2 separate regions of the Homo sapiens genome follow, and region 2 is linked to region 1. The links are chromatin loops, found by intact Hi-C in ENCODE. Cell type or tissue: heart left ventricle. All regions are shown on one strand. Each heading gives the region's core, and the rest is flanking DNA. Links, peaks and the distances in the headings are about the cores only. Region 1 overlaps NRXN1 (neurexin 1). Region 2 has its middle 660 kb from the start of FSHR.

The links. Hi-C counts contacts between places; a loop is a spot of excess contacts. Peaks named below come from ENCODE experiments on the same cell type or tissue, not always from the same donor. Only the 100,000 strongest peaks of a DNase experiment are listed, where the experiment ranks them.
Region 2: a loop joins it to region 1, with 5 times the contacts of the local background. A loop is called at or near these places in 2 of 110 quality-filtered maps.

Annotation. Positions count from the first base shown.
Region 1 is chr2:49,925,232-49,941,776 of GRCh38, forward strand. All of the region lies in intron 22 of NRXN1 (neurexin 1), which reads right to left. Among named protein-coding and RNA genes, the nearest start is that of MIR8485, 760 kb to the right of the region's middle. RefSeq lists an enhancer at 11,541-12,209. In heart left ventricle, for the core only: no CTCF peak of the experiment used is centred there; no DNase peak of the experiment used is centred there.
Region 2 is chr2:49,804,012-49,820,556 of GRCh38, forward strand. No RefSeq gene overlaps it. Among named protein-coding and RNA genes, the nearest start is that of FSHR, 660 kb to the left of the region's middle. In heart left ventricle, for the core only: no CTCF peak of the experiment used is centred there; no DNase peak of the experiment used is centred there; H3K27ac peaks cover 2,121 bases.

The DNA of each region.
Region 1 (16,545 bases), core at 3,775-11,774:
ATCGCACACTACACTCCAGCCTGGCAACAGAGCGAGACACTGCCTCAACCAAAAAAAAAAAAAAAAAGAAAGAAAGAAATATTTATGTATTAATGGGACATCTCTCCCAGATATGCAATAACAGGCCAAAGAGATTTAAATATATTCATGAATTATAAATGTGGCTTCTCTTATTGTCGCTAATGCTTTATTTTGATGATCACTGAGAAATCTCTGATGAAATTTTATATTAATGTAAATGTAGAGAATAGTATCAATGACTAATATGGTTAAATGTCTTTTTATATAATTTGTTCAAAATTTATATAAAAGGTAAATGCAGTCATCTCATCCATTTACTAAAATGTGAAAAAAAGAGAAACATAATTAATTTGTATATTTCATGGATTTAAGAATTTTGCATTCCCTCTACACTATATAATAAACTAAAATAAGACATTTTTAAAAAATTAAAGCAATCTGCAACATGTTTTTCTCTTAGCAGTGCTGAAATGTGAATAATGTAATTAATTAAAATTTACTTTCATCCTTTTCTTTCTTTGTCCCAGCACGTGACAAAGAAACAAGTGAAAGAGAATAACTTGTTAAAAAAGATTTAACTTGTTAAAAAAAGCAAGTAAAAGAGAATAAGGGAGGGGGAGCTAAAATAATGGCATACACACAAATAAGCTTAAGTCTTTAAGTCTTGAATCTTCAAAGATTAACTCCGACGTGTAGGTAAAATTAAGCCGATGTAGCCAGTTCATTATATTGGGCCCAGGGGCATAAGGAACTCGGTTCAATGGAAAACTTCAGTAGGACTGACAGTGGTCTACTACAAGCAAGGAGAGCAAGAATGCACACCTTCATCACAATACAAAGGCTTTTGACTTTTGCTGGCATTTTTAACCTATAAATGATTTGGAAGCTAATGATTATTCTAGCAAGGAAATAGAGCAGTACAACAGTTATGACCCATTTCATATTTATATTCACTTCTTTCTCACTTCTGAGATTCATTTAGCCAAATGGCTATAGAAAAATCCCTGGGACTCTTGCACTTATAAAGCATGTTACCTTAAAGGACCACTGAAAAGTAGTTTTTAATCCTTCCTCTCTCTTCTAGCATTTGGTAAGATACGGTGGTCTCTAGAAGTTTTCCACATGGTCTGCTTTGTCCCTGTAGATTTATCAAGAATCCTATGAATCTTCTTGTTTTTTGTTGTCTAATATGTATTGTGGTAACTTCGGTAAACACGAGCTATCAAATGTTTGGACAGTTAGTAACCTATTTCTGCACTATGCTCTAAATCAATTTGTTCATATCTGATGATAATTCAGATGATAATTCATTGTGGAAAATGAACAGTTACTACTAAAGGCATATTCTAGTGCCTTGTCACATAGAAAAAATAAATGCAACTGTTGCTCTCCATTAAAAAGTAAAAAAAAATCTTTAAGATTTTAATTTGTCTTTTGCTGAGATAGTTATTTTAAACAACAACAGGAAAGGAAATCGCCCTATGTATTATTTATTTATTTTTGATAGTCTTTGATACAGTATCTGTGAAAGAACATCATTTCCTCAAATTAGAACAAATTTAGATCCAATTAAGAAACACATGGGGAAAATATGTTTGAGACACATTAGACTTCAGTACAGACCAGAGAGGGCTGTCAGTGCAGGCTTCATCTCTTACCAGCTTCTTGCACCCTCTGTTGCTTCCTCCATTCTCCTCTGTATTTCTCCTCCCACTTACCCTTCTTTATTGCCTCTGTGCCTTGCTCTTCCAGCTCCTGAATTATCCTTGTAGGGGCCCTCCCCACCCCCAGGTAAATGAAGAAGGTCAGGCCAGCAGGGGCCAGGACTTTTTGCCTCATGGGTTAGCATATTACTCAGGAAGGTGTTCAATAAACCACAAAATTTATTTTCAAGTTCTGAATTTCAAAACACAATGTAAAATAATTCTTACTGGCACAAATGTCTAAGTGTGACTATTTCACCAGAACAGGTTTTGTGTTTCATATTGGCATGATTACTTTTAAATATAACTTTCTAAATTTGTTTGCAAATAAAATTGTATGGTTTGGCAAAACAAATAATATTTGATCACTAATTTAAAAGACTTTTGTGATGCATCTGGTGATATGATGGGGGCACATTAAGCCATTAAACTTTGCATTGTATTTATCAGTTTGCATTGTTTGATTATATCTAATCACACCTTAGCATATGCAAACAGAAGTTAAAGCTTGCAATTACTTAGTACAATGATTCACAACTGAAGTGCTAAAATAACTAAGCAATTTGAAAGATAGATACATTTTTGAATGTTAATAAATTTTTCCAAGGAGATTTCCCTTTGCAATGGTGACATCCTTCATTTTTCTTTTTGAAATTGGAAACAGCAATCAATTATTGTCATTAAAGAAAACTGCTCTTGATCTATGTTTTTGCAACTCTGCATGATAAATGGTGTTTAAAATCCTAATTCCTGATATAGAATGGGGTTTGGTGGGTGGTGGGACCTTATCTTTCTATTGACAAGTTCACCAAGGCATTAGCATGCCATCAGATGGTCTTTTTATCACTCAAATTGTCATTTTTATGAAATTATTTTGTATACTTGAATGAGCTGTTCTTCCACTGTAATCTTATATATATATTTTGGTTCCAAAGTTAACTTTCAAGGTAAGTTTGTAGTTTCTAGGTAATTTTTCGGGCTGGTTTTATTTCTTCAGTATAGACTGTTAATGTATGTGTATGTCGTCAACTATGAACCTGGCACACCAAGGATAAAGTAAGAGTATCATTATAACCTGATGACAATGGAAATTCAGCTTTTGAGCTTTGAGAAAAAGATTGTAAGAAACTACCAATCTTAGGAAATAATAAAGAAAAAAACATGCTAGTGGTTAAAAAAAAAAACATAGGCTATATATTTAAGATCAGGAGGGGACCATAAGGGATCATTAAACTCCATAATGCCCAGCACGCATCATTCTGCTAACCAGAATTGTTAGATGTCCTGTCTTGCAATGATCCTTAAAAAAAAAAAAAACTCTTGGCAAGATGCATTTACTGAATTTCTTCTCACTAAGAGTTTCTGACCAGTCTTTCTGGTTTTCTCATAAATTAAGCTTAAAGTAATAGATTTTAAATTTCTGTCTCCACCCCACCTAGGAAAGAGTTGCCTAAAATGATCTCATTAGACCAGAGTTCTATACTGTGTCTAATAGATGTGGAAGTTATTATAATTCTAGGCTAGACTTGAAAGTGATTTTGGATTTATAGGGGGAAGATTTGACTTTTCCAATACTCAGTTTCATTAATACTGTGAAAAGAAAATTGGAATTGTAGCCTCCTGGGGTGTTTGTGAATTGAGATTAGCACACTTTTTTCCCCCATTTGAAAAAAAACAACTCAAAGTTTATTACTTTTTCCCATTTTTTTGCTTCAATACAGTGTAGGCCAGAAGAAACAATTATGATGCAATCATTCACAAGAAGCCATGTTTAAATACTACATTTGTAGGAAAGCAGGGACACAATGATTTATATGACATGCATTAATTTCGACTCATGCGGTGGTTTTGTAAGAAGTGAGGGATGCTGACTGTTTCAAATTCCTTCCCTTCTCCCTCCCACCAATTCCACCCATGCCTGCACATTCTGAAGTACACTTACGGAGGTCAGACAAGTCTTGAGAGAGGACATGTCTGACACATCTTAGCCCTTCCCCAATACATCGGAGATTTAGAAAGAACTTGGAAATCAATAAACCTTTGCTACCTGCCTGGCTGCTGTCTCCGATATTTTCCTCTGCTTCTTTCAAAACCACCAAAGCATGCATTTGAAGGGCAGTTAAGGGGCCACCACTCTGATATTGAGACGTTCATTATCTTCTCCAGAGATCTAGGTATTGAATGGGAAGGGATGCTAGACACGGAAAAACTCATCATGTGCCTGCATGATGGAGAAACCCAACTAGGACAGGCTGCTACCTCATATGGTACCACATCGAACAGAAGAGACAATGGATGTCCACACTCTGTATGACCTTGGTGACACTGAAGACAAATAAACAGAGGAACATGCACAATCTCCCTCATCTCCAGGGGAAGCCATAGGATCATGGTATTTACAAATCTTATTCTTCAATTATTCACTATGTTGTAAACTATATGTCCACAGCTTAGTCATCTATAAGCTTCATAGACTTTTTACATAGTCATTGTATCCTTGTGGTTTGCATCTATTATGGTGCTTACTCCAGCACCATGGTCCTTACTGTTCCCATGGCCATTCATAGTCTGTTCACAGCTACCTACTCCAATTTGTCTTCCATATTTGTCAAAGGAAGTTAGAGCCATAATATTATTGCTGTCCCCAACTCCTCACATACCAAAAAGAGTTCAACCTTTATGCCTTGCTCATATAACCTTTTATCTCCTGCCTGTTTAAATAGTACTTATTTCTCGAAGCTTGGCTCAAATGTCCCATCTTTTATGATTTTTTTTCTCTAAGAAAATCCCCTCCTTCTATCAACGAGTATATAATGAGCTATAGTTAACATTCCAGGGACTATATGAGGTCCTGAGGGTATAGGAGATAACGAAACAAACTTGATGTATATGTCCTCATGGACCTTAAAATATAGTGAGGCAGAGAGGCATACAAGAAGGAATCACACAGTTAAAGTAACAGCTGGGATATGCATGATGAAGGAAAACTGTAGGTACCATGCAGGAGTAGGACAAAGGTTTCTGATTGCAACTGCAGAATCAGATCTTTCTGAATTAGTGACACTTATGATAAAAATGAGTAGAGAGTCGTCAAGTGAAAGTGGGTAGAGAAGTCTACGAAAAACATGTCGAATGACCTTGAGGAAACAAAGTTTACTTTTCAGGAATTAAACAACAGTTAGAGTGGTTGTAGCACAGTGAGATTTAAGGGAGAGTGAGAAGAAATTTCAAGGTGGACATGAAATTTATCACAGAGACTGTAGACTATGGAATAAAGTCATAATAAAAAGATGAGCGTATTTAACCCCATAAATAACAATTTTATGTGGCAAAAGCCATAATATCATTAACAAAATGAAAATGACAAAGGAGGGAAATATCTGTAGTACATATGACGGACCAAGAGTAAATACCTCTAAAATACAGAGTGTGTGTCAACTGATAGGAAAAAAGACAAACAACCTAACAGAAGTATGGAGAAAACTACACACAAGCAAGTGGAGAAGAGATCTCAATGCTGGTGAGAATATTCTTAATAATTATTTGATTGTTATTAGAAAGTAATCCAATAACATCTATTAAATTTTTTAAAATAAATAAATTCTCTCAACCGTATATCACATCACAAATTTTAACATTAATTCTATACTATTGTAAAATCTCACTTAAATGTTTCATCCAATAGTTTTGTCTTTTTTCAACTAGACTGTTGGTCCTTTGACAGTTTCCTGTGACTCTGTTTCTCTTTCTTATTAGTTCTCTCACCTTCCAAACTCTAATGAAGATTGAACACACTGGCTGAAAACTGCATGTTTTATGTATAGTTAGATGAAAGCTTTTGTAACTTGATAAATTTTCAAGGGTAAACTAGGTTGAATCTAATCATTAAGAAAGTGTGAAAGTGTGAAAGCCAAGAACTGTGTGGCTCACACCTGCAGTCGCAGCACTTTGAGAGGCTGAAGCCAGGTGTTCAAGACCAGCCTGGGAAAAAGAACAAGATACTGTCTCTAGAAAAAATTAAAACAAATATTAGTTGGGCATAGTGGTGCACACCTGTAGTCCTAGCTACTCGAGTCCGAGGTGGGAGGACCATTTGAGCCCAGGAGTTTAAGAATAGAGTGAGCCACGATCATGTCACTGCCCTCCAGCCTGGGAGACAGAGCAAGAAAGTGAGAGACCTTTGATTTTAAAGTTTTGAGTAAAGGTGCTAAGCAAGGGGGTTGAACACTGACATTAACATCTCATATTTCTTTAACTCACTACTTCTCTAACCCTCAACCTTTGTAATATCTGCAGTAAAAACGATAAATGTAATATTTACTTCATTAAATCAGAAATCACTTCTTCTGTGCTTTGGAGAATTGGGATCAATATACAATAATGAAAATACTGCATTTGCTTTCCCTATGCTTCAAGGTAATATGTCACTTAATCCCAATGACTAAAGTCACTAAGCTATTTAAAGTTAACTGAGTCATCAGTTTGATTCATTTGGATGCCTTATTTACATCAACATCATCTGACACCCACAGTACTGCAAATAGTTGACAGCTAACTTGAGCTCTTTTTTCAATTCAGAGTAGTTGTAGAAATTTCTAGGGTGCTTTTCAGTCCTGTTGCTATTGGAATTGAAAAGGGTCTCTTTACTCAGGCCCAACTTTCCATAATTGTCAAGCAGAAGAAAGCCATATAGGCAATAATTGAGAAAATCAGTTTCAAAACTAGGGACCCCAGAGAGTCTGTATATGTTTTTCCTCAAAATGTATTACATTCCAGAAAAATGCAAGAAGAGTTATATTTTGAAATGTGGATGATACTCCTTATTAACTGATTTCAACTCAACTGAGCTTCTTGATACCAAAATAGCTTCTCTTCCTGGGAGCTCATTGACTACAACACCCAAAAATATATACATCCAGAAATCACTTTTCTTAAGATCCATTTCCTTTTTTATATATAGATAATTGAATAATCTATCTTTACAAAATAATGAGATTTATTCCACAGAATTCTTAAGGCCTGAAACTAGAAATTTTTGGAAAACCTGGTTTATAGTAAGACAAAAATGGCAACATTATAGCTAGAGTAATGAGGAGTATGTGTGTGCATGTGTGTGAATGTGTGTGCATGTGAATATTGCAGCATTCCTTCCAATTCTCTCTCAGAAGTTGCTGAGTTTGCTGGGCATGGTAATTCATGCCTGTAATCCCAGTGCTTTGGGAGGCTGAGAGAGGAGTATTGCTTGAAGCCAAGAGTTCCAGACTAGCCTGGGCAACAAAGGGAGGAGACTCTGTCTCTACAGAAAATGTAAAAAAATTAGCCTGGCATGGTGGCGCATGCCTGTAGTCTCAGCTTCTGGGGAGGCTGAGGTGGGAGGATCACTTGAGCCCAGCAGTTTGGGGGTGCAGTGAGCCATAACTGCAGCACTACACTCCTGCTGGGCAATAGAGAACCCAATTAAAGAAAATGCTGAAGTCATTCTTCTTATCCTTTCCTTTCCTTTTCGCTTTCCTTTTCCTTTTCCCCTTTCACCTTTCTTTCTCCTTTCTCCTTTCCTTTCCTTCCTCCTTTCCAAATTAATAGGTAAAGCCAAGCTATTAAATAGTTCCAGGAAACCTTTAGCAATAACTTGGGGGTAAACTTACTTAACTAAGTAATCAAAACCCTCATCAAAACCTTCTTTCTTACATTCTTCCATATATTTTAACATTACTCAATTGTCAACTTATGCTTAACAGAGCTACTATGACTTCCCTGTAACATCTATATTTTGTTTCTTATTTTATGTAGTTAACAGCTATTATTTTTACTATTATTATATGGTAATTGCTGTGCTATACATTTTACACATAAATTTCATCTAATTTATTTCTCATAACACTATGTGGTGTAGGTATTATCATTACAGGAAAGAAAACTAAGTCTCAAAGAGCTTAGCCTATTTAGACTTTATAAATGGCACAGCCAAAATTCAAACTCAGGTCTGTCTATGGCTACTAATATTTTATATACTCAGTGTGTCTGCATTTATCACTGTGGATCAATTTGTTATTGCTTCTGATTTTATTCCTGTGTTAAGTGTAAAAACACTTAGCACTTTAGGTGTATTTTCTTTTTTTGTTTGTTTATTTTTGTTTTTGTTTTTGTTTGAGACAGAGTCTTGCTCTGTCGCCCAGGCTGGAGCACAGTGGCGCGGTCTCAGCTCACTGCAAGCTCTGCCTCCCAGATTCACGCCATTCTCCTGCCTCAGCCTCCCAAGTAGCTGGGACTACACGCACCTGCCACCACGCCCGGCTAATTTTTTGAATTTTTGGTAGAGAAGGGGTTTCACCGTGTTAGCCAGGATGGTCTCGATCTCCTGATCTCATGATCCGCCCGCCTCGGCCTCCCAAAGTGCTGGGATTACAGGTGTGAGCCACTGCACCCGGGCTTTAGGTATATTTTCTAAGCAGTTGCCCAGTTCTAGCCCTTCCAGCCACATTCCTCTTCACCTGCTGCCAACTCTCTGTCCTTTGCTGTGGGAGTTAACATTCCCACAGAATCTTAGAAAAGCAGTGAAGAGTGGTAAAAAGAATATCGAATTATGCATTAGGTTCTAGTCTAGGTCCTGTCCTTAACTTTTTGAGTGACAGTTTGCAGTTCATTATCCTCTGCTAACATTCCTTTATCAGAAACCATGATAATGACACATAAATTATTTATATCCCAGGGGTTACTGTGGGCATCAGATCAGGTAGGGCATTCAGTATGAAAGTATCTGAGGAGGATGAGGACTTTGTAAAAACAGTGATTATCTGATTGTTTTCTCTACATCTTCCACACAGAAGGTACTGAATCAGCAGCTGTCCCAACAATTATACAGTTTTGCAATATGCACTGCACACAGTGTCTCAATCAGCTGTGGCAGTGACCATCAAGGACATTATCTCCCCGGGAGTAGTTGTATTTGAGGACTTCCCTTTCATGAAAAGAGGCCTTGTGAATTCAGGTGGCAAAAATGGTCCTTTGCATTGTAGGGCATGTTGTTTCAGGCCATTAACTGTGGTGCTGCATGTGGAGCTTGTTTCTGTTTTTCTGTGAGACATTCTATCTTTAATGGATCAGTGCTCTCTGGCTCCTATGGTTGGAGTGAATTACATTTCTCTCTCTTTCAAAATTTTATTATGATATTTTATGTTTTAGGTGTCATAAAATCAATCATCTAAGACTATTCTTTGGTAATAAATAGCTGACAGCAAGGCTTATTATGTTGGTAAAAACTCCTTTGATTAGGTTTCATTGTTTCTTTCTAAAATTGTTAAGTCAATTTTCCCCCACTTCCTTCCCTGCTCTGGAATTGCACAGTGTACTCCGGATGAAATCCAAAGGAGACTTTCCACTGCAGAGGTGCATGCTGGGTCCTAGGTGCACCCACCCCTCCACCAGGGTGCCCGCACAGCATCTATATAAACCTGAGTCATTCTGTGTAATGGGGCAGTGTACAATTTTCCTGATTTAGAATTGGGTCTCTTTGCTTTGGGTGATCATCTTTATATTGCTGTCATGAGGCTATTTCTGTCTCAATTTTCTTTTGTTGGGAAAAAGATCAGATTCTTTTTGGTGAAAATGCAATAGCTAAGGTGAAAGATTAGATAACTTCCCCTCTGAGCCCATTAGAGGGAAGTGTGTCAAGTCTAGCATTAGGAAATACGAAAGACAAGGCATCCATCATGGTGGGGAGGCTGTGTGGGTAGGTGTGCCTGGTAAGTCATGCTGCTGGGAGTATTCCTGAGTGTCTTAGGAAGGAAGCAGGAAAGTTAATCATTTCTTCTCTCGAAAGCACTCTCCCTTTCTCTCTCTCTCTCTTTTTGTTTAGTATAAAAAGCCCAATTTTTTTCCCTCCAAAAATAAAGTAAGAAGAGCAGATGATACGTGCCCTCCTCCTACCATAGGAACCTAAATTTATCCAGCTAAAGCACTGCTCCTGTCTTAGTGGTCACTGAGAAAAGTTTTATGCTGATAGAATTTAGAAATACTTTGAAAAACTTGCTAGATGCTGAAGTATCCATCATTAACATTTCCCTTTCTTGTTTGGGGATATTTCCATTTATGATATGGTTTACTATTTAGTTAGTTTGCTACTACTACTAATAAAAGCTAATTTATGTTATCAAAGCTTTCCTGTGGTAGACTATGTTAAGTGCTTTAGATGCATTGTCTCATTTTTATCAGTACAGCAATGTCATGAGTATTGAACATTATTCCTTTCATTTTGCAGATGTAAAAAGCTGAGTACACAGAGATTCAATGACTTGCCTCTAATTACACAGTAGGTGGCCAAATTGAGATTTGAACACAGGCATTGGGATTTCTCAAGTTTACTCAATAAAACAAAATATTTTAGTGTGCTCTTAGATGTGACAACGTCAGTATTTTTCTTTCTCCTATTTTTTTTTAATGTAATTAATGGCCTCTGGCTATACTGGCATCTTTAATACACCATTTTTAACCTGGAAATGTAAAGTATTCTGGTCTTTGCTATTATATTGCCAGTGTCAGGCTTCTTATAACATTTTGTTTATGAGTAAGGAGTAACTCATGATGAGAGTGATCTAATCGACAAGTTACTGTGTTGAGATGAGAGCTGAAGGCTAAAGCCAAATGTAGCATTTGCTGCCCCTTGGAGCATATGTGCCAACAATGAAAGCATATTGGCTCCTCATGGAGGCAGCATGTCCTCTAGATTGGAATTCAGAATATGCTTGCTGGCTTACCTCTGATATCATCTGAGCAAATGTAATTAATGAGGTACCAAGAGAACGCCACAGGAAGCCAATTTCATTATCAAAACAGGTATTTGACACAAATTACAAGACAACGTGACTTTATCCTTCCTGGATTTCATGTTTTCATAAGAGGTAAACTTACCTTATATTTTTCTAAACCTGTGCTACATTCCTCCCTTCAAGGTGGTTAAATATTTCAGAGCATGGATGTGCATCTTGTTATCTTCTTCCAAAGCTCAACAGGACATGTGCCATACTGTTAAAAGGCTATTATATTTTAGCATCTTCCAATAAAAAATTGTGATGTGAAACCGATTATTAATGCTCTAAGGCTGGATACATACAGGCTGCCTAAAAACTTATGCTGTACTCACTACTGAACAGAGTTTTCTGTTGCTTATTGTAGGAGGTTTCTGTATCAGCAGCCATCTATTTTTTACAGACTTCAAGTAAATGCTTAATCTCACTTAGCAAACTCACTTATATGCTAAGTAATTATTATAAGTGGCCAATCATATGTTAGTTAAAACATTTTAACAGAACCCACTCTGTCTAATACCTAAAGAGACTGTGCTGATTTTTTACTCAGATCAAATGCATAATGCCTTATGAGCGACCTCACTACAAGGCAGAATAATGCCTCCATTGGCACATAACCAGTGCTAGTAGCAGTGGGTCCTCCACCTGTCATTGGATGTGTGATAATTATTTGTTAAACCCTTAGTATGTGGTATGTTCCAGACACTCTGCCAAGCATTGTGTATGAATCCTCTTTTTCCAATCTCATAATTAACCGTATTCTCCCCATTTTACAGACTAGGAAACTGAGCATCAAAACTACTAAGTAAATTTCCCAAGACCAGGAAAGGGCTGCGTCTCAAATTAGTTCTATATAATTCCAAAGTCCTTGCCATAACTAATATTCATTTCTGGTGGCATGTCACAGTTCTTTTAAAATGTTGTTAAGAGCTTTTCTAAAGTGTAGCAACCATTATATTGTTAAAAAAAAAAAAAAGTTCAAACCTCAGAAAAGGGTCAAAATAGTTCAATTAAATACAAATTGCTATATTCTAAAAAACAAAACAAAAAACATATGTACACACACACACACACACACACACATATGAAATACCTTTTGCTTGTGATTTTGTTTTCTGCTGAACTCCTAGTAGAAACTAATTTTGTTGAATAAAAACTGGTTGCTGGGAAAGTTGATGTCAAGTTGACCAAACAAAGATAGGCTTCTTCCTGCCTCTGGGCCCCTGGCCTTCCATTTCTTAGGGCATTTGTAATTTCAAATACTTTATCTGTCCCTTTGATGTGTAAATATGGAGGACTTGGGAGCCATCTCTTCGTAATATAAACATCAGAGAAGATAGCGCCCCTATCTCCTAATTTCTGTGGAAAGGGTGGGAGCCTAACTTTAGTGGGCTCCATGCTCCAAACTGTAAAACTATCCCCCTGTCATGAAAACATGAGATAGTTTGTTTACATTTCCTTTGGGTGAAGCCCATTTGCAAGCACAGTTGGTCCCAAATCCATCCATCCCAGCACTTAAATACCCTCCAGCCTTTTTTGTTTGTTTGTTTTCAGTGAGTTGCCCTCGGGCTGAAATCTGGCCCACCTCTCCTATTGCAATAGCCTTGACTAAATCTTCCTTGCCTGTTTAACTTTGTTCAATATAATTTTTATTCTGACATTACTGCCTTCAGAAAAGCAGGGGAAAAGTGAGTAAAAATGATGTGTGATAAATCTCTTCTACTTTAACCATGTACTACTTATTTTTATTCCAGTGTTCTGGACAATTAAATTTATATGGAAAAAACATTTCCTACACCAGCACGTTGCACACTGAAACCCAGCTAGCACATCAGTTTCCAACTCCAGCTGCCCCATCCCGCACCTGAATGATGAGCTGGGCCCTCAGCGCTGATTCTAGCCTGGTACACAGGAGATGCTCTCGATGTTCCCTCAAATGGAACACTCATTGCTACTGTTTTTCTGGCTGCAGCTCAAAATCCTCCATTTTGACAGCAATGTGTTGGCTATTACGGACTAATTAAAGTCACTTTTGAATAATTACATAATAAATAACACACATTTAAATGTAGAACAAAATTATTTTCTAATCAAGCTCTAAAAATATGACCCAGCAAGACAGTCCTTGAAATGATTGTGATGACTTATTTAATGAAAAGGTGCACCTTGTTCAATATACATATCTTTATTCCTAATGTGTTTAATGGTATCAATTGAATAGAAATCCCTTGACCTTTTCTCAAAATAGCACACTGAAAAACCACTGAAAATTGCATGGTAATTGCAACAAATTTAGCTTAATAGTAATACATGTAAAGAATATGACATGAAATTATTTAAATGAACTTTTGAAAAATCGATTCTATATTTGTGAGGTGCCTGAATTTTAGAGGAAAAACCTTCTGTGTTCCAAGAAACTATAAGCCCACCTTTTCTAAACTAGAGAATACACCAGCTCTCTCATATTACATGACATAACTTAATCTCTCTGAATCTCTTTAGCTATGAAAATGCTTCATAGTTTCATAAAATAATGAGATAGAATAATGTTTGTAAAGGACTAAGAACAATGATGGAGCGCAGAATAAATCTTCACCAAATACTAGTTATTATTGCTATTTATCATTGCTTATGTAATCTGAACCTTGATCAACATGATTCCTCTGATAGGCAATCAACAGTTGTCTTTTGAGTGGTTGTACTGATGACCTCACCTCCTGTGTTCCAGCTAAAGAGATGCCACAAAAATGGGTGATCCTTTTCTTCCCCCAATGACTAATGAGATATTTTATTATTCAATGGAACTCTTCTTTTCCTAGTTTTACAAAAGTTTAATTGATTTGAGAGTGGCCTAATATCCCATTAGCTATCCATCCCCTAACCACTCACAGAGAATTGACGTATTATTCTTAGCACTGTAAATCTAACAGGAAATTGTCCTTCCTAAACAGGGCTCCAGAAAACAGGAGGCAGGTCTGGTTCCCTTTGTAACAAATGATAAATTAGAGTTATTTATTAGGGAGCTACTACAGCAAAGAGGGTCTTTATCTTCATTTAGGATCTTGAATATCAACATAAAACTCACCTTTTTAAAACTTCTTCAGGAGTTTTCAGAAAGGGTTCTATTTGGAAGAGGGCCCCCAAACTAAGAGATACTGACATGATTAAAGACCTTCTTGGAACTTAAGTGGTTTTGCAGTGTTGCCATTTTGTCAATTTACTAAGTGGATCTAAAATGTAAAATTTCAAAGACATTTTATAAAAACTTATATTTGTGTGAAAAACAAAGTCTTGGAAAATATGTGCGTGTGTGTATAAAAATAACAAATACTAATAACAGGAAACACTCATATAGCACTTATTTTGAGCAAAACATTTTTTCTATAACATACTTTTCATATATTAACTCCAGCAATCACATAGCAATAACTATGCTGGAGCAATAACTCCAGCAATCACAATTTTTTTCTCTAGGCTGAGAAAAATCACGGAAGCTGTAAACGTTTTTTGAGAAAAATTATGAAAAAAATGTTATCTATCTCTCATGTGTCTACGCTTCTTAAACTGGGCACTTTAGGACAACACTGGCCTGTAACATTGTTACCAATAGCTGGTTCAGGTTTCTACCTGTTCACTAAGAGCTGGGGTTCAATTAGCCCTCCTCCATCACATAGCCAACATTTTGTATTCTGAAGCCATCCTTTTGTATTCTGAAACTGATCATATCAATGTGAAGTTATCATCCAATGCTAACTGTGCAGGACAGTGTGGCTAAAATCAAGTATAATTGAGTTCCATGTGTTCCCACCCAGGATGTTGACCCTGATCTAGTTTTAACATGCACAGTTCCCATCAGGAGGCCTGAGTGGTTTCATCAGTTGCCCACCAATTTTCAGCCAGGAAAAGTAACAGCATTATGTAAAAGGGAAAATAGCTTGGAATATTCTTTTTGTATAACTGAATTGGGGGAAAAAGCCACCATTTATGTTCTACATTATGCCAGACATTGCAATAAATGTCTTCAATATATTAATTAATATAGAACTGAAGGTATAAACTTTCTATTTTTGCTCCCAGAGCTTAGCAGAGCAGTAGGTATATAGTGACACTCAATACCTGATCAATGTTGAAGCTGATAACCCACCAAATATATAACTTCCCTGTTCATTAAGAGTTCTGAATGGAACCACAGGTAATTCCAATTTATCAAACATTTGATAAAAGGAATAATTTACTAGTACTCAAGATGATGCTAGATTTTTCCTGTTTCTTCCATTAACAGCTTTAGGAAGGTACCTAAATAAGGAACATAGGACATTTTCAGAGAAAAAGCCATTTTTTGAAGGTGGGGGAGGGTCAGAGTGATTAGAAAACTCATGAGTAAATACTTAGGGAGAGTGAGGTACTCAGAAGATTTGGGCAACGCATCTATAAAGGTAATGGTGCATCTCCTTACAAAGATTTGCTCTCACTTGCCCAAGGACTAGCAAATGTGCATAGAAGATACATCTGTTTCAGAATATTTACCTCAATATGTTAGTTTTATAAAAAGCCAGTATCCCAAAATATAGCCTAATATGTGAAATAATTTTTATTTAAGTATTTCTAACATCTAATAGCAGCAGCTAGAATTATCCAATGTCTAATAACAGCAGCAGCTACAATTATTGTTATATTATTTTATGTTTGCATTCAAGATGGATTGCAAGCAGGAAAAAGAAATTTAAGAAAACCAGTACATTAGGAAACAATGACCTGCAGGAGGGGCAGCCCATGATGAAACATTATTCAGACTTAAACAGGATTCAAAACAAAAACAAACAGAAAAACACAACCCATATTCCAAGAAAAAAGTTGGAAAATAGGAAAACATCATATAAACTAAGAATTTCATTAGAAGCTATCACATAAATAAAACCAATTTCTGCCCAAAGAGCCACCTTCATATGAAGCATTAAAGACAGGCTTGAGAAAAAAAGTAATAGGGAGGTGGACAGAAAAAGCTAATGTAGAAAGAGATTTAACATCAGAAATCGAAAGTGAAACAATTTATGGCATATATTATCAAGACCGGGGGAGATAAGATCAGAGGACAGGTTTACAGTGAATGATCCCATTAACACAAAATAATCTGAAGTTCTTGTTTTAACAGGAATTGATGAATTGAAAACTGAAGAGTGAGGAGGGACAAACTGAAAGAGAGGAGAAAAAGTTAAACTAGGCTTGGTACAAGAGTGTTAAAGTAGCTGTCGTTAGATAGAATCAGTAGCTGGTGTGTTTTGTATTTTGGGTAACAGACTTTGGTGCAGTAGAACAGAACTAAAATTGACAGAACAAGTCCATGCAGGCAGCAAGAAAAACAGGGTTCCTGCTTCATGGAATTTACCTTGTGGGGAGATTCAAGCTATACATTAATGAATGAAAAACAAATACGTAAACATGATTGTTTCAGATAGTGATAGTGTGGTAAAGAAAACAAAGGTAGAAAGATTCCCTGGAGTATGGCAATTAATAAGCTGCTACTCACTTTTCATTGTGCTATGATATTTAACAAAGCAGACAAAAATCGGGTGAACAAGCAGAAGACGATGGCAAAAGGGTTACCCCATCCGCCTTTTCTCTCCTCTCCTCTACCTTCTTCCTCCACCATCTTGTTCTTAGGTCTAGTGTCACCAGAGCAAAAGACAGACAGTAAACTAGTCCATAAGGAATGGTTAATCAGACCTATAAGCAATGGCTCGAAGAACTGGATCATTCAGCTGAGCTCACGAAGAAAAAGTGACAATTTTAAGTGCAATTAGTTACTGTGATTCACTAGGTACTCAAGGTAAGGATTCTGCAACAAGAGTATGATAGCCTATACTTAGACAGTAAAAGAGGGATTCAGCAAGTCCTGTAATTAGTAAGAACTTCAACAGTTTTCATCGCTGTATTAATACTGTGTAAAATACTGAAAAATGGATTACCCTGAAGAAAACACTAATTGAGAAAACAAAATCAACTATAAATAACACACA
Region 2 (16,545 bases), core at 3,692-11,691, 120 kb before region 1:
GGTTAGGTGCATGATACGTTCCACATTGTCACGACTGGCACTCTGGAACCCAAGCTAATGAAAGAGCCACAATTTGGAACATTACTTTTAATTGTAGCAAAAGAAAAGTTGCAAGATACTCACTAGTTCTTAAAGCTTTTGTCCAGAAGTGGCATATGTCATTTTAACTCATATTTCATCAACCAGTGCATATCGTGTGTTCTTGCTGAGTTTAACAGAGCAAAGAAGCATTAATCTCCTACAGATGAAGGGAACTAAGAAATGGTAAGCAGTAATATAGTGTACAACAAGGATTTGTGGTAAGAAAAGGAATTCCAAGCTTAAAAGCCTTCATGATGCAGCTTTAGATAATAAAGAAGTTCAAAGTAGTGTGCTTTAAGATAGCTGAAGAAAAATGGCATGGAATATGATTGGAGTTGAGAGAGTTGAGTAACTATGAACCCTGCATATGTCAAAGTTCATTAGTATTCACATGGAAGTGAACACTAGCTGTCCTTTATATCTGTCAAAAAAAAAAAAGAACAAGAAAAATAACAACATAATATCTTAGATAATGTGCCAGATCTGTGTAGCTCTGAAATTCCCTGAATATTCTAGCCCAGTAAGAGACAGGCAAAAGATCATGTAAAAAAAATAATGTAAACGCCATGATTTATTCCTAGTGCACACCAAAATACATTAGAAGTCTCAACTGTTGAACCTAATTATTTATTTTATAATTCCCTCTCTCTCCATACATATATATCCTAAATATAAAATTTATATTCAAAATTTGAAAATATCTTGAAATAACCACCTATGCAGTAAATCAATTAAATATTGTCATATATATTTGAAAAAATGAGAAACCAGTGGTGTACATTTGATGGCTGTTTTAGCATTTTATTGTTGCATTGGAAAAGAGGATTAGCTACTTTTTTCAGCATGGTGGAGCAAGATAGAAAAGATGAAGAAAGGGAAGGGGTAAGCATACATTATCACAGTTGCTTTCACCATTTCTTCTCCATAATGCGCAGGAGAAATAAAATTCTAATAATCAAAATTCCTGAACCAGTAGCTGTTATTTCACTCCTCTGCATGCATAAAATCACAAAGAAATATAAGAGGTGGATAGAAAAAGTATTTAGTGATAACTCTGAACCCACTCTACTCTTAAGCGTTTTAAACAAAACATAGACAGTGTTTGGTTTTGTTTGCTTTGTTAACTGGTATTGGTAATAAGCTACGTGCAACAATTCTGAGAAGTGACGGGGGCATGGCAATGTCATTAGACCCAGACACAGAACAGCTGAATTAGAATATGTTACCGGAGCACTCAAACTAGAACAGTCATGATCCTGTTAATTATTGTACTTATCATTTGATCTGCAGTCTAACTAGTAGATCGAATGCTGAGTGTAATAGTTTATTGGTTTAATCAGTTAAGGGCAACTCTCAGGAGAGGTTTGCCTTGGCCTCTGTTTCAAATGTGTAACTTTGCATGTGTTTTTGCCGCCTGTATTTCTTTTGAGAGAAAGGAAATTTCTGTTCACGCCCTTTGTCAGTTTTTAATGGGGTTGTTTGGTTTTTGCTGTTGTTGTTGTTGAGTTGATTGAGTCCCTTGTAGATTCTAGTTATTAGTCCTTTGTTAGAGGCATAACTTGCAAATATTTTCTCCCATTCAGTAGGTTGTCTCTTGATTATTTATTTTTCTTTGCAGAAGCTTTTTAGTTTAAGTTTTTTTTTTTTTTTTTTTTTTTTTTGCTTTTGTTGTATTTACTTTTGGGATATTTATCATAAACTCTTCGCTTAATCCTATGTCCAGAAAAGTTTTTCCTAGGTTTTCTTCTTGGATTTCTATAGTTTGAGATTTCACATTTAAGTCTTTAATTAACTTTGAGTTCATTTCTGTACATGGTGAGAGATAGGAATACAGTTTCATTTTTCTTCATATGGGTAGTCAATTTTCCCAGAACCCTTTATTGAAGAGGGTGTCCTTTCCTCATTCCTTATTTTTGTCGACTTTGCAAAGATCAGTTGGTTCTAAGTATGTAGCTTTATTTCTGGGCTCTTTATTCTACTCTTTTGATCTTGAAAAATGCTCAACATCAGTAATCATCAGGGAAATGCAAATTAAAACCACATTGAGATATTGTCTTACATCAGTCAGAATGGCTAACATTAAAAAGCCAAAAACCAACAGATGTTGGTGTGGATTGTAGAAAAGGAAATCATATACACTGCTGGTGAGAATGTAAATTAGTTCAACCTGTATGGAAATCAGTATGGAGATATCTCAAGGAACTAAAAATAGAACTCCCATTCGACCTCACAATCTCACTTCTAGAAATCTACCCAAAGGAAAAAAAAATCTTTTTATAAAAAAGACACCTGCATGCTATGTTTATTGCAGCACTATTCACAATAGCAAAGTCAGGAAACCAACCTGTGTCCATCAATGATTGATTGAATAAAGAAAAGGTGAAATGTATCTATATATCTATATACACCATGTACACACACACACACACACACACACACACACACACCATGGAATCCTATGCTACCATAAAAAAGAATGAAATCAGCCTCTTTGCAGCAACATGGATACAGTTGGAGGCCATTATCCTAAGTGAACTAATGCAGAAACAGAAAATCAAGTACTACGTGTTTTCACTTATACGCGGGAATGAAACATTGGGTACGTATGGACATAAAGATAGAAATAATAGACACTGGGGACTCCAAAAGCAGGGAGAGGTGGAGAGGGGTGAGAGTTGAAAAATTACCTATTGGGCACAATGCTTACTATTTGGGTGATGGGTACACTAGAAGTTCAGTCCTCACCATTACACAATATACCCATGTAACAAACAAGTGCATGTAGCCTCTGAATCTAAAATAAAATTTTTAAAAATGTGTAACTTTGTGTGTAGACATCAGCTTGTGGATCTGGAGTAAAAAAAAAAACATAGTGTCAGTCCTTCATTCAAAGGAGCTTTTATGTTGTACATTTTTATATGTTTTGTTGACTTATTTTTCTTTTTATTTATTTGTGAGAAAATACATACAGGATGAGGGATTAGGTATTATGTTTTATTATATCATGATACAATAAAAAATTTTGAGAAACAAAAATAATCCCCAGAGAAAAATATAATCTTCAGTTTTCTGGCATTATACTTATCTTGCATTGGAAAAAAGACAATAGAGGAGATGATGGAAAGTTTATCATCTCTGTTTACCATTTGACTGCATTTCCATTTCGAATTTTGAGGTATATTACCTCTAACCTAATTGCAAATACTAATTTGTTCCATGATTTAAAATAAATATTGTTACCGTACTTGTAGAATGCTTCTGCATGTTCCTTACGACCTTTGCATCTTATTGATTGCATTGCTGGTTTCTATGGGAACAGAGTGGAGAAGTTAATTAAGATCAGGAGGTTCAAACTGAAGAAGAATAGAATTTTCAACACAGTTCATTTATCATGTACATTTAAATTAGTTACTTTAATAAAATATCTATTGGAGTAGAATTGTGATGGCTGAATCACCTTAATAAAAACAAATGATACATGTTAAAAGTTTAACTTCACTTATTTGTACTCAATTCATCCCATTAAGAAGCATTTTGGCTTTGGTAATCAAATTAACAGAAGTCATTAATAAAGGTTTCTGCATCTCAATACTGTTATTCTGAGACTTTTAGTATTGATTAGTATGTATTATGCATTATTCTTATTATTTATTAAGAATAAGCCTGAGGTTTCTATTAAGTTATTATCTTCTATTTTCAAATGTACCCTTTCATTTCTGGCTTCATGATCCTCTGGCTGTGACTATGTAAACTATTTCTCATTTTCCAGTTGCTTTCTAGATTCTATCTGCAGGGGGCAACAGGGAAAGTTTAGGAGGCAGGAGGGTGGAAGAAAAGACTTCTTTTCTGTTGACTTACTGTTTCTATCAGGATCTATTCAACAATGACCATTCACCCAGAAGAACTAATGGGTTCCAGCCTCTGACACTCAAACTGTGACTAATTTGTTATATAATTTTCCATCTTTACATTACATTTTACATTAGAAATACCTAATGTATTTCTGCTTTTCGAGCTGATACAAGGCCACGATTGGTTTCACACGTAAAAGGTAGAGTGTTAGGTACCTTAAAAGAGAAGAAGGCCTATTTTTCCATTATAAAAAGATCAGGATATAAAGAAATGTAGGAAAAAAGATTATTCCTCAGACCCAGCATCCACATACTGCTTATGCTAACACTTTGCTTCTTTTCTTTACAGTATTTTTTGTACATAGGTACACACTTTTTTTTCAGAAACATGCACTATCATATTCTGCATCCGCTTTTATCTCCTTTACTTTTTTTTTGCCTTATATCAGTACGATGTTTTGTGTTTACATACTCCTCATAAACATCATTTGCATAGCTATGTAACATTCTGTAGGCTATTTTACTACTACTCGATATTTAGATATTTGGGTTGCTTTCAAATGGTTTGTAATTGTAAATGCTGTCATAAACACCTTTGCACAGCAAGGTATTTTTTAAATATATTCAGACTTTTTTTTTCCCTTAGGATTTAAACCTTTGTTTTTATATTGTGCCAGTCTCTTAATGCAAAACCACAGCCCTCTTCAAAGTCTGCACACCCACAGATCTTTCTGGAATTTCTCAGAGGTTGTCTTTCACAGAACTCACAAAGCATTCTTCCACTTTCCTGTGCTTCTTTGTGTGTGTCTGTGTGTCTCCATATGTGTATTTTTCCTTATTCATTGTCCCTATATTAATATTATAGATAGTTGACGGCATATATATATATATATATATATATATATATATATATATATATATATATTACTTTAGACTGCGTTAGGAGAGTTATCACACCACTCCTGCTTTGCTAAAATAAAATTCATATTTAATATATACTTAGCATTTAATTACACATATTAGTATATATATTAATACTGCTATGATACAAAGTATTACTCTGCTGTGCAGTAGGAGAAATAAAAAGCAATCATAATGTTATATTTTTAATTATAAGACTATTTGGGTTATAAACTGAATAGTGATATTGAAATGGTCAATATGAACCAATCAGATGTTCAATATAAACCAGAATAAATCAATTAATGTCTTAGTTTTCATTTTTTTCACATGTATAATGGTATTATACTTGTAACCACACTTACTTCAAAAGATATTACAAAAGTCAAATTGTATCTCTATGTCACTGTCCGTCTATGTCCATATTTATGTCTATACGTAAGTACACTGTATACCATGAAGCAAATGAAAATATAAAGCAGTCATTGCTATTTTTCTAAGCAATATAAAAGTTAAAACCCATAACCTTGTGTTTAAGAGAAACAGAAACTTAATCCAATATGCTCAAAGAAGGTCTGGAGCAATCAGTTTTGGATTTCTATAAACATCTCATGTGCTGCATTTGTCTCAACTTAAGAGCCAAAGTTGTCTTCTGTTCCCATTTTCCCATTCTTCTTCTCTCAATTTCTTGGCACTTCAAAGGGACTCTTTTACCTTTAAACAAATTCTAGCTAGTTTATAACGTGATGTATTAACCTCCAGTCGAAAGAGCTGCTCTTGGTTACATTTATGGTTTTCCAAAGGCCACAATATATTTGTTCAACTATAATAATAGAACTAGCAGGAGGGAAGAACTTATTATTTGAAACAAGAACATTTTATTTTTGAAAGACAACTTCTAAAGTCATATGAGTAGCCTAATGCCCTTTGTAATTCAATTTCCTTCCAATAAAAACATAATAATTCAGCACTTGCAATATGCTCGGCACTGTGTTTTGAGCTAAGTGTGATCTCATTTGCACCACACAACAACAATGTAAGGTATTTATTAATCTTGTTTTACAAAAGAGGAAACTGGGGATCAGAAAAGTTACAGAGCATTTCCAAGTTCATGCAAGGTGACAGAATCTGGATTTAAATGTCAGTTAGCCTGACCCAATAACCCATTTTCTTTCATGGGGATAATTATTATATTTTAAATAGCAGTAAGTAAGGATAAAGGCTCTTTTATGTGCCTGTCACTGCCGAGGCACTGAGTTTCAATGCAATAATTCTTGTAGAGCATATTTTAGAAATTTGCTCAAAATATAATTATAATTAAGTTGGACAATTTGATTACAAGCATGCACTTGCCATAACTATGATATTTTTTATGGTTAAGAATTTCTTGGTACTTAATACTCTAAAGAAAAAATAACCTAGCTCCCAGCCTCCTAAAACCAGAATTCCTCAATTCTTACATTCTTGTCCTTTATCATCTTTATCAGGCCAATCAATATTGAAGGGTTATACCTTGAAAAAAGCTTCTGATACATTGTAGAGGAAACTTCATGTGTTGGAAATATATGAAAATATATTAAATTTATATATACTATATCCCTATGTTTATGCAGATTATTTGTCTAAATATATATACACACACACACTATATATATATAATATATAAAAACTATATATATAAAATATATAAAAACTTTATATATATATATACATATATATACCATTTTTCATTAAACACAGTGGCCAAATATTTTGGGTTCAGTTGTTTCCAGTGATACTTCAAATCTTCAAATGTTGGTCAGTGTTCCTCAGCTCCTCTATTTTTTTTTTTTTTTTTTTTTTGAGACGGAGTCTTGCTCTATCGCCCAGGCCGGACTGCGGACTGCAGTGGCGCAATCTCGGCTCACTGCAAGCTCCGCTTCCCGGGTTCACGCCATTCTCCTGCCTCAGCCTCCCGAGTAGCTGGGACTACAGGCTCCCGCCACCGCGCCCGGCTAATTTTTTGTATTTTTAGTAGAGACGGGGTTTCACCTTGTTAGCCAGGATGGTCTCGATCTCCTGACCTCATGATCCACCCGCCTCGGCCTCCCAAAGTGCTGGGATTACAGGCGTGAGCCACCGCGCCCGGCCGCTCCTCTACTATTAAATACATCTGCCCTTTCATCATGAAAGTACCTTAAATATTTAAATAATAGCGAACATAGAAGTTGACAAGAATCTATAAATTAAGAAAAGCTAAAGTGTAAATACATGTGATACAATTTAACTATTGGGGTGCATCTTCTTATTCATTTACACTGACTTAGTAATACATGTTCCATCAAGAGTTTTGGAAGAACCTTTAGGAAACTTAGGCTGTTAAGTATCCCTCCATATTCATATTTTTTTTTCTTTTGAGACGTAGTTTCACTCTTTGGCCCAGGCTGGAGTGGACTAGCGCAATCTCGGCTCACTGAAACCTCTGCCTCACCGGGTTCAAGCGATTCTCCTGCCTCAGCCTCCCAAGTAGCTGGGATTAGAGGCATGAACCACCGTGCCCGGCTAATTTTTGTACTTTTAGTAGAGATGGGGTTTCACCATGTTGGCCAGGCTGGTCTCAAACTCCTGACCTCAGGTGCTTCACCCACCTCGGCCTCCCAAAGTGCTGGGATTACAGGCATGAGCCACCGCGCCCAGCCCATACTCATCTTTTTAGAAAAGTCGGAATTGGATTGGATTTGATATCTTTTCTAAATAATAAATTTTGTGCATCCAATTTTGGGCTCAATTTAGCCAATCATGCAGCTGATAATTGTCTACAAATAACATGACTATATTTGTCACTGAGCTGACCAAGTATTATGAACATAATGCTGACAGGTCTGAAAATGTTTCACTTGACTAATGTGGAAATAGGGTGAATTATTAAAAATATTCTCACTTAGAATTGACAGTGTATAACCACCTATTAAATCTGAATATGTAGCACGTTTGTATATGAAACACTCAGATTTAATTAAATGGTTACATATCTTGAAACAATAGCCTGCCAACCAGGATTAAAGCTATAAACTACCTGGAAAATGAAAAGCACAGTTTATCCCACCAATTCCAGAGTGGAAATCAGAAAACATAAAATATCAGGAGAAAGCTTGTAAATTTCTTATATTCTGTTGCTTTATAACTACAAGAAAATCTGGACTGTTCACTCGCTAAAAGTGAATTATGTATTGGGTCACATTCTGGGGTCATTAGAATTATACAAGTTAGAATTAAGGTCTCATGTGATACTGAATGTTCATGCTTTTAACCTGAGAGTGACATGTTCTAAGGTTTATTTGGTGATATTAGGGGCACATGTATGTTTACCAAACTTGATTCTAGTACCTTTCAAAAGAATTCCCTTGAAAATAACTTGCTAGGAGCCTATGTTAGCTTTCAATTTTTGTGGATCTTAAGATATATGCCACCTAATACAAAAGTTACTATAAAACTCACAGTCTCCCTAAAACTTTTATTCTACTTCTTTCTTCTATTAAGAGCAAGGGATTATAGCAGGTATGTAAAAAAAAACTTGGAGTGAGTAGGCTTGAGAGACAAATAATGGTAATTGTGTGTAAATGGTAGAGGAGGGTAGGAAATGTAGAAAAACTAGCACTTTCTTTAGCTGGCTTCCTCTTTAAATATTGCTGCATATATGTGCATTTCAGGAGCATGCATTGAGAAAGCACACTAAAGTTTTGATCATTCTTGCAGTGAAAGCCTTTACCTTGGCTAATTTTATGTTAACATTTTTATTAGAGAATTTTGCACCTTCAATTAATCGGTGGTTTTTTGTTTTGCCTGTATTTTTTTTCTTTTCCTGCAGTTCCTTTCAAAACCAAAGAGCAAGGATTCTCCCAGATGTACCCCCAGTCTTGACCTTCTTATGTGCTATAGGAATTTCCTTTTTGAGTGACTGAGGCTTGGCAGTAATATAACAATGGCTCTGCTGGCCCTGTCAGACCTCTGCAAGGATATCAGCCTTTTATATTTATTCTAGTCTGGGAGATGATTTCCTGTATTGGGTAGAGGGCACTGGTATTACTTTAAATAGAATTTCCTATCTGCTTTTTCTCCCCACCACCTCATCACTCTTAAAATGACTGCCAAAATTGTTCCTGCTCTATTTTAAGTCAACACCATTTGACCCTTTGCTTTACTGGAAGTGCTTTCTAACTCCTAAGCTGTAAGGATTGTACTGTTTGCTGTTTGCCTATTTTAAACTTTCTGGTAGTGTAGTCTGTTTGGGTAAACTCTGAAATCCTGGTCATTTTCCTGACAACGTTTTAACTGCCTCAGTGCATTCTCATCCCAAATATTGTATCAAGCACTAAAATATTATTTATCAATAATTGAATGGAATTGCAGTTTGAATTCCTTAGAAACTCTGAACAGAGTAAATCTTAACCTGTTTGAGGGGATGGAGACAGTTTTCATACAAACTTTTTTGGATAACATTTCTTAATTAACTCATTTCTGCTCAACTCTTCTCCCTTGGGGAAAATGTGTTTTTACGTAGAGGAGGCAAGTTGTGTCAAGCACATCAGTGGCTGCTACAGTGCTTGATTTCTCCCCACAACTAGGAATCACTAGAAGCTTTCTATGTTTGCACCTCCAGACCCAAACTTTTTGTCCCCAGAAACCATTAGATCCAAGGGTAGACCCAAGACTATCTCCCACAAATTCCACAGGTGGCATGGAAAATTTTAAAAAGTGTGGGTTTGAGTTATGCTATGAGCAAGTTTCACAAACTCTACTGCTGGGGCTCTTAAGCTTCCCTGATTTCTGCCCTGCCCAATCAAATTTTACTTTGATTTTCTTATGTACCCTGGAATCTTCCCACTGCATTCCTCTTTTCATTTATTTGTTTAAGTGTTCAAACCAGCCAGAGTCAGTTTCTTTTGCTTGAAACTAAATGAACTAACACAGAAGGATTGAGAGAGAAAAAATATTGAATCAAAAGATAAGGAGGACAAAGAAAATTAGAAAATTTTGGCACTTTTGTTGGAGATGATAATGGGAGTAGGGTAGAAATAATTATAGTCCTCTATAAAGGAATCTGAGATGCTGAAGGAACTCCTCAAGATAGGTGAAAAGAGATAGAAGGATGGTCCTCAGAAAGCATGCTTATTATAAATAAATGGTAAATGGAAGATTTTGGACAAGAAGTTGGGATAGGTGGACTCTGGCCATGAGCTAAAATGAATTTTGAACTGTCCTCTGAAATATCTACTTGTCTTTCCCACACCTACCTAAAGGGCCTAGCTAAATAGAAAAAAAAAAGTCTGAAAATGAAGGAAATTGAATTTGCCCCTAAAGATGTCTCTGAAAATGTTTATCTCTTGGTCTGGGTGGTAATTTATCAAGTTACATAAGTGTATAAAAATTGAATGAGCTATAATATAAGATTTAGGCTCTTTACCTATATTAAAGAAGGAGGAGGATAAAGAGGGGGAGAAGAAGGAGGAGAAGAAAGAAAAGCAGAAGAGAGGGAGGGTCTTATTTGCTCCTAACCTGGCCTGCTCTGAACTTTCCAGAAGTACAGAGGATAACTAGAATGCCCCCCACCTCCACCCCACCTATTTAGTAACCTAAATAATAGTACAAGGGAAAGTAGACATCAACACAACACAGATGTCATGTAGGTAAGGATGGTTTAGGGCAGCTAAAACCATGCTGAAAGCTGCCCAGCATCATTCAACAAAGATCACATTTGATGTGCTCAGTTTCTATCTTCTTTGTAGAATTATGCTTCCTATTTTATATATGGAAAATGCATTGATTTTTAAGACACATAATTATTTTATATACCACTTAGAAAAACAACACTGTCAATTATCAATTTACCACAGATTTTTAAAATAATTACTTGAGAGTCTTTTAGATTTATTTTGAAATCTTTTCCAATGCATCACTCACTTTTATGCATATCTAGAAAAGAAAAAAATGTTATACTTATTATAATTTATCATGAATATATAATAAATGGTTACGGTGTTATAAAAATGTGGAATAAGATGTGACAGGTAATCCTTCTACATATACAAAATGTAACATAACTTCTTGTACTTATATAAGTCTTCTTTGAGTAGTCTTAGCACTTACATTGTGTTCCATGGGCTGACAGCATGGACAACATTTGGAAGCTTGTGAGAAATTTATAATCTCAGGACCCAATCCAGACTTAGTGAATCAGAGTCTGCATTTTAAGGAAGTTCCCAGGTGATGCTTAAGTGAGCTAAATTTGGAAAAACATTGTTGCAAAGCATTTGATTGTTGCTTTGCAAAAAAAAATATATATATAGAATAACGGTCATTCCTCTAATAAAAAGGAATTTGTTTGCTTAGTATAAAATTTACAAAACATCATTTTCTTTAAGTGTATTCCTGTGAACATAGTAAGTTTTTTTTAATGCCAACTCACAGAACAAGAATTTTGGAAGATATTTTAAAGAACGACTAAACTAAATATATACAGTAGAAACAATGAAGCAAATTCCATTGTAATAATGACAACCTGAAGAAAATGTCCAAATTTACAAATGCATAGACCATGGCAGTTAATGTCATTTGCCCACAGTAATTGTAATGTACTATCTATTGCATAATGCACACTAATGTTAGGAATGCCCAGATTTTTTTTAATTCATGCCTTAGAATGAAATTTAGATATTTTTAACAATCCCAAGTGTGAAAAAGCATCCTGTTAGCAAGAAGAATCTGTTGACCTTGGCTTCAGTCCTGTGAGATTTTCCTTTGTTAGAAAGTGGTGATAAAGTTGCAGTTCCTTCGTTCAAATTACATCAGTTTTTTCTGGGAAAACTAGAAGAAACAGTGAGGAAGAGATATTTTTAAAAAATATTAGAATAGAGATTGAAACAAATGGAGCATCATCTACATTTAACTGTACCAGTGTTATTCAGAGTGTGATACACATTCCACATGCTTCAGTCATCATCTTGAAGCCTCTTTTCAAAATGATCTCGGCTCACTGCAAGCTCCGCCTCCCGGGTTCACGCCATTCTCCTGCCTCAGCCTCCCAAGTAGCTGGGATTACAGGCGCCCGCCACTACGCCCGGCTAACTTTTTGTATTTTTAGTAGAGACGGGGGTTCACTATGTTAGCCAGGATGGTCTCGATCTCCTGACCTCGTGATCCGCCCGCCTCGGCCTCCCAAAGTGCTGGGATTACAGGCGTGAGCCACGGCGCCCGGCCTGAGATCATATTTAAAGAACTGTGATTGGAGGATATACCCACTAGGCACTGAGTACAGATAGGACTGAAAAGCTTCTGGGAATATTTAGTATTCTGGAAAATGAGGAGAAACCAGCAAAGTAGACCAAGAGGGAGAGTGCTACGAAGTAGGGGAGAACAAAGCAACAGTGGGTTTCTGAATTTCAAAGGGAAAAAAGCAGGCTTCAGAAATAACACAAGGCATTGTCTACTGATACCCAACACCATCCCATCCCCCTAATCTTTTCCCTATAATAAAACTGAAAACCTGGAAGGAGCATTTTGCAGAATCCTTTACCAGCAGAGATCTATTTTACTTTACATCTCTGAAAAACATTCACTCATTCATCAAAGATGAAATAGAAAGAATAGCTATTAGATTCCAAGAGCAGTGGCCACTTGGATGTACAAAAGTGGTCCCCAACCTTTTTGGCCCCAGGGACCAGTTTAGTGGAAGACAATTTTTCCATGGATGAAGGTGGTGGGGGAATGGATTAGATTCTCATAAGGAGCGTCCAACCTGGATCCCTTGCAGGTTCAGTTCACACTAGGGTTCATGCTCCTATGAGAATCTAATGCCACTGCTGATCTGACAGGAGGTGGAGCTCAGGCGGTAATACTCACTGGCCAGCCGCTCACCTCCTGCTGTGTGGTTCGGTTCCTAAGAGCCCACAGATCAGTATGTGTGTGTAGGGGGGCGGGACGGGGGTCACAGTTGGGGAAACCTGGTGTACAAGAATGAGCTTTGCAGTGATTTCAATGTGAAGTCCTATTAATTATTTTTATTGTTTCTAAAATTATTACAAAGCTGAGAGGAAGCTGGGTTAATTGTTTGAGGTTTCAGGCAATTCTGGACTTTTCTGATTTCTTTGAGGCCAACTGTAGTTCTCTCAACCCTACCAATGGTTTCGTAGACATAAATTTAATTCTGTAAAATCTCTTCCTGCTGAAAAACTGACAATAGTTTCTGTTTTCCTGCTTAAACCCGAAATGATATAAAGGCAGAATAATCAACTCTTGTCAATTGCCGCTACTAAATCGGTAAGATAAAGACTGAGTATACACCATCAAATTTACAATGTTGATGCCATTGATGATCTCGTTGTGACCATTTTCATTGGAATACTATGGAGAAAACATTCTTTGCATGACTTCTATGGAAATGGGAGGATAAAAACCAATTTTGATGAGTTTTTTATAAAGCAGGGGTCTCCAAGCTGGGGGCAATGAACTGGTACTGGTCTGTGGCTTGTTAGGAACCGGGCTGCACAGCAGGAGATGAGTGGCTGGTGAGTGAGCATTACCACCTGAACTCTGCCTCCTGTCAGATCAGCAGTGGCATTAGATTCTCATAGAAGCTCAAACCCTATTGTGAACTGTGCATGCAAGGGACCTAGGTTACACGCTTCTTATGAGACTCTGACTAATGTCTGATGATCTAAGGTGGAACAGTTTCCTCTCAAAACCATCCCCCCAACCACCCTCCCCCTTGTCCATGGAAAAATTGTCGTCCACGAAACAGTCCCTGGTGCCAAAAACACTGGGGACTGCTGCTGTACCGGGAAGAATATAATTGCTAATTGGAAGATAATGTGGAGTTAGAGGAACATTTTTTGTAGCGGTTATTGTTATTTAAAAGAAACATTAGAACATGTAGGTAATAAGCCAATGTATATAATCCAATAGAGAGGAGAAACGTACTGATGTCAGAAGGAGAGGGACAGTTGTAAGAAAATACTTTAACAGGAGGGAGATGAGATTGTATGAACAAATGAAGAAGACAGTTCATGGACAAATGAAGACTGAAGTCCAAGAACAGTGCATTCAACTTACAGGAGGACAGGTATAGTACATGAGCACCAACACAGCGGGTTTGGTAGATTTGGTAGTGGGGGCATGTTGAAACTCTTCTGATTGTTTCTGTTGTGTTAATGAAATGAGATGTAACTTCATCAGCTGAAGATGAGGAGAAAAAAAGGTGTTTAAGGCTTGAGAAAGAAGGAGGACGTGTAAAATAGTCATCTTGGGGAATGGTAGAGTGAATGGACATAAGAAATGTATCTGGATTGAAGAGTGATACTAAGGCTCTGTTCAGGATAGGAGTCATGAATTAAAGAGAAACATGTTGACGTGTTTGTGTGTTTTTCTCCCAAAATTTCAGCTGCTCTGATATAGAGTTAAAATAGACAGATAAATGAACTTAACTGGGGATACCTTTAGCAGCTGAGTTTAAGAAAGGAAAAAAAGGGGCAAGGGATCAATGTGTTGGAAAACAAGTGGTGATAGTAATGGTTTATGGAACATAAGCTACATAACAAAGGGATTGAGGATATCAGGGGAGGAAGGGTCTAGTGAAAGAAGGCAAGGTCAACTCACAGAAACTCGTGATATGGCAAAAGAATTACTGGAGTTGGGATAATGGCAGAAAACACAGGGACTGTTGACTAGAGATGTACTGCTATATACGGAGGCTGTGAAAAAGTGACAGTTATTGGAAATAGCAAGAGCATTGTTACGGTAGTGGGTATCTACGGTGATGAGTACTACACAGTTATTGAAGACATGTATGTTATGAGTTGATAAGCCAGAATATTGGGTAGATCACTTTTGTGAATGTAGAAATCACTAAGGATCAGTAGTGATGTTAGTAGTATGAAGTGCAAGAGAATGATCTGGCACTGAAATGTTCAATAAATCAGATAACGATTATGAGGAAAGCAGATGATTGCCATTTGGAAATATAGTGTGACATTAGTGTGATAATTGTGTTTCAACATAATTGGAATTTCAGGGAGGCTAAAGGAGATAGCGCTTGGAAAAAACTATGAGGATCAAAAAGGAGATCAACCCTACCTCTAGGACTAGTTGTACCTGGAATGGTAAGAGAGAGAAAAAAAAATCATCCATTTGAGAGGGTTACAGAAGTATCAGGGTTCTCAGGAGAGAGCCTAGTTCAGAAGCACAGTTGAGGCTAGTGTGGGATTATAATGGATGGGAGATTGAAACAGAACAGGACATATACAAAAGAGCTCAGATAATGAGAGATAATATGAGAATATTGGGTGTGATAAACAGTAACAGAAGATACACACCTCACATAACAGCTGATGGTCCCAAGACAGATGATAATCATGGGGAGGCCAAGGGGTTGTGAATGTTGGGGGAAGAAAATGGGGATGGTGGTGGACTCTTGATATAAGACCTGAAACCCTGTGAGTTCCTTCTTAAATCACAGTAATGGGGTTGTAAGTCCTGGCAGAGAAGAGGTGTCACCAAGAAACTTAGGAAGGTCTTTGGCTGTTCTGCTAGTAGAGATATTTAGGCCAGAGAACTGGTGTTTCTTGGCTGCCTTAAAAGTTGTATTATTTTTTCTCATCTTCAAGGTATTAATAGTATTTCTATCTATTCCATTGGCTAGAATCATGCAATGCAAGGGGTAATCATTGAGTTAATACCTAATTGTTGGAAATCTCTGTCAGTTTAATTTTGGCAAAACTCACAGAATGGTAGCAAATTACAGTAAAAGAAATGTTATAATTGCTAAAATGAAAAATAGAAATATCCATTGTTTTTGGAGTTCAATATTTCATAATGTTTATATGACATGATTTTTTAAATCAAAAGAAAACAATAAGTTCAATCGTTTGAGTTAAAGTGCTACATAAACTTTGTATATGTCCATCTCAGCTACAGATAACTATATTCTAGTTCCAGAAAAATATACAAATTTGTTTACTTGTTGCAAATCATTAAATGTTTGTTATGCCAGGAACTGTGCTAAATTTTACAGACAAAATGATAAAAATATAGAGCCTCTGACTTCAATAAGTTTATAATTTAGCAGAGTCATATAGGCAAATGCTAAATTACAATTCAATATGACACTTATTATGATAGAGTTATAACAGCAGAAGAGATAAAGAAGCCTTTTATTTGGGGGGAAGTCTTGAGAAATTAACAAAGATTTTTGCCTGAATATTTGTTCAAATTTTTATAGTATAGACTGGAAAGCATAGAACCTCAAGTTTCCCTTTACATTTCCTTTTTAAAGATGGGATATTTTGCAAGTCTCTACTTCCTATTCCCTCCACTTTCTTAGCTCTTCAGTCAATAGTTGAGCAAGTATTTTTAGCCGCAAAATGCAACTTTCCAAGCCTCACCACCATATCATCTCTCACAGAAGGAAAGAAGAAAAAATGATTCTTTACCTTTTTCTTTTCCATCTTCCAAAATACTACCCGACCTCCGCTCCATTTGGGTTGGAAGAGGTGTTTGTTTGTTTGTTTGTTTGTTTGTTTGTTTTCAGATATTTGCATTGTGCTGACTATATTAGTCCATCTTCACACTGCTGATAAAGACACACACAAGACTGGGTAATTTTTAAAGAAAAAGAGGTTTAATGGACTCACTTCCACATGGCTGGGGAGGCCTCACAATCATGGTGGAAGGAGAAAGGCAC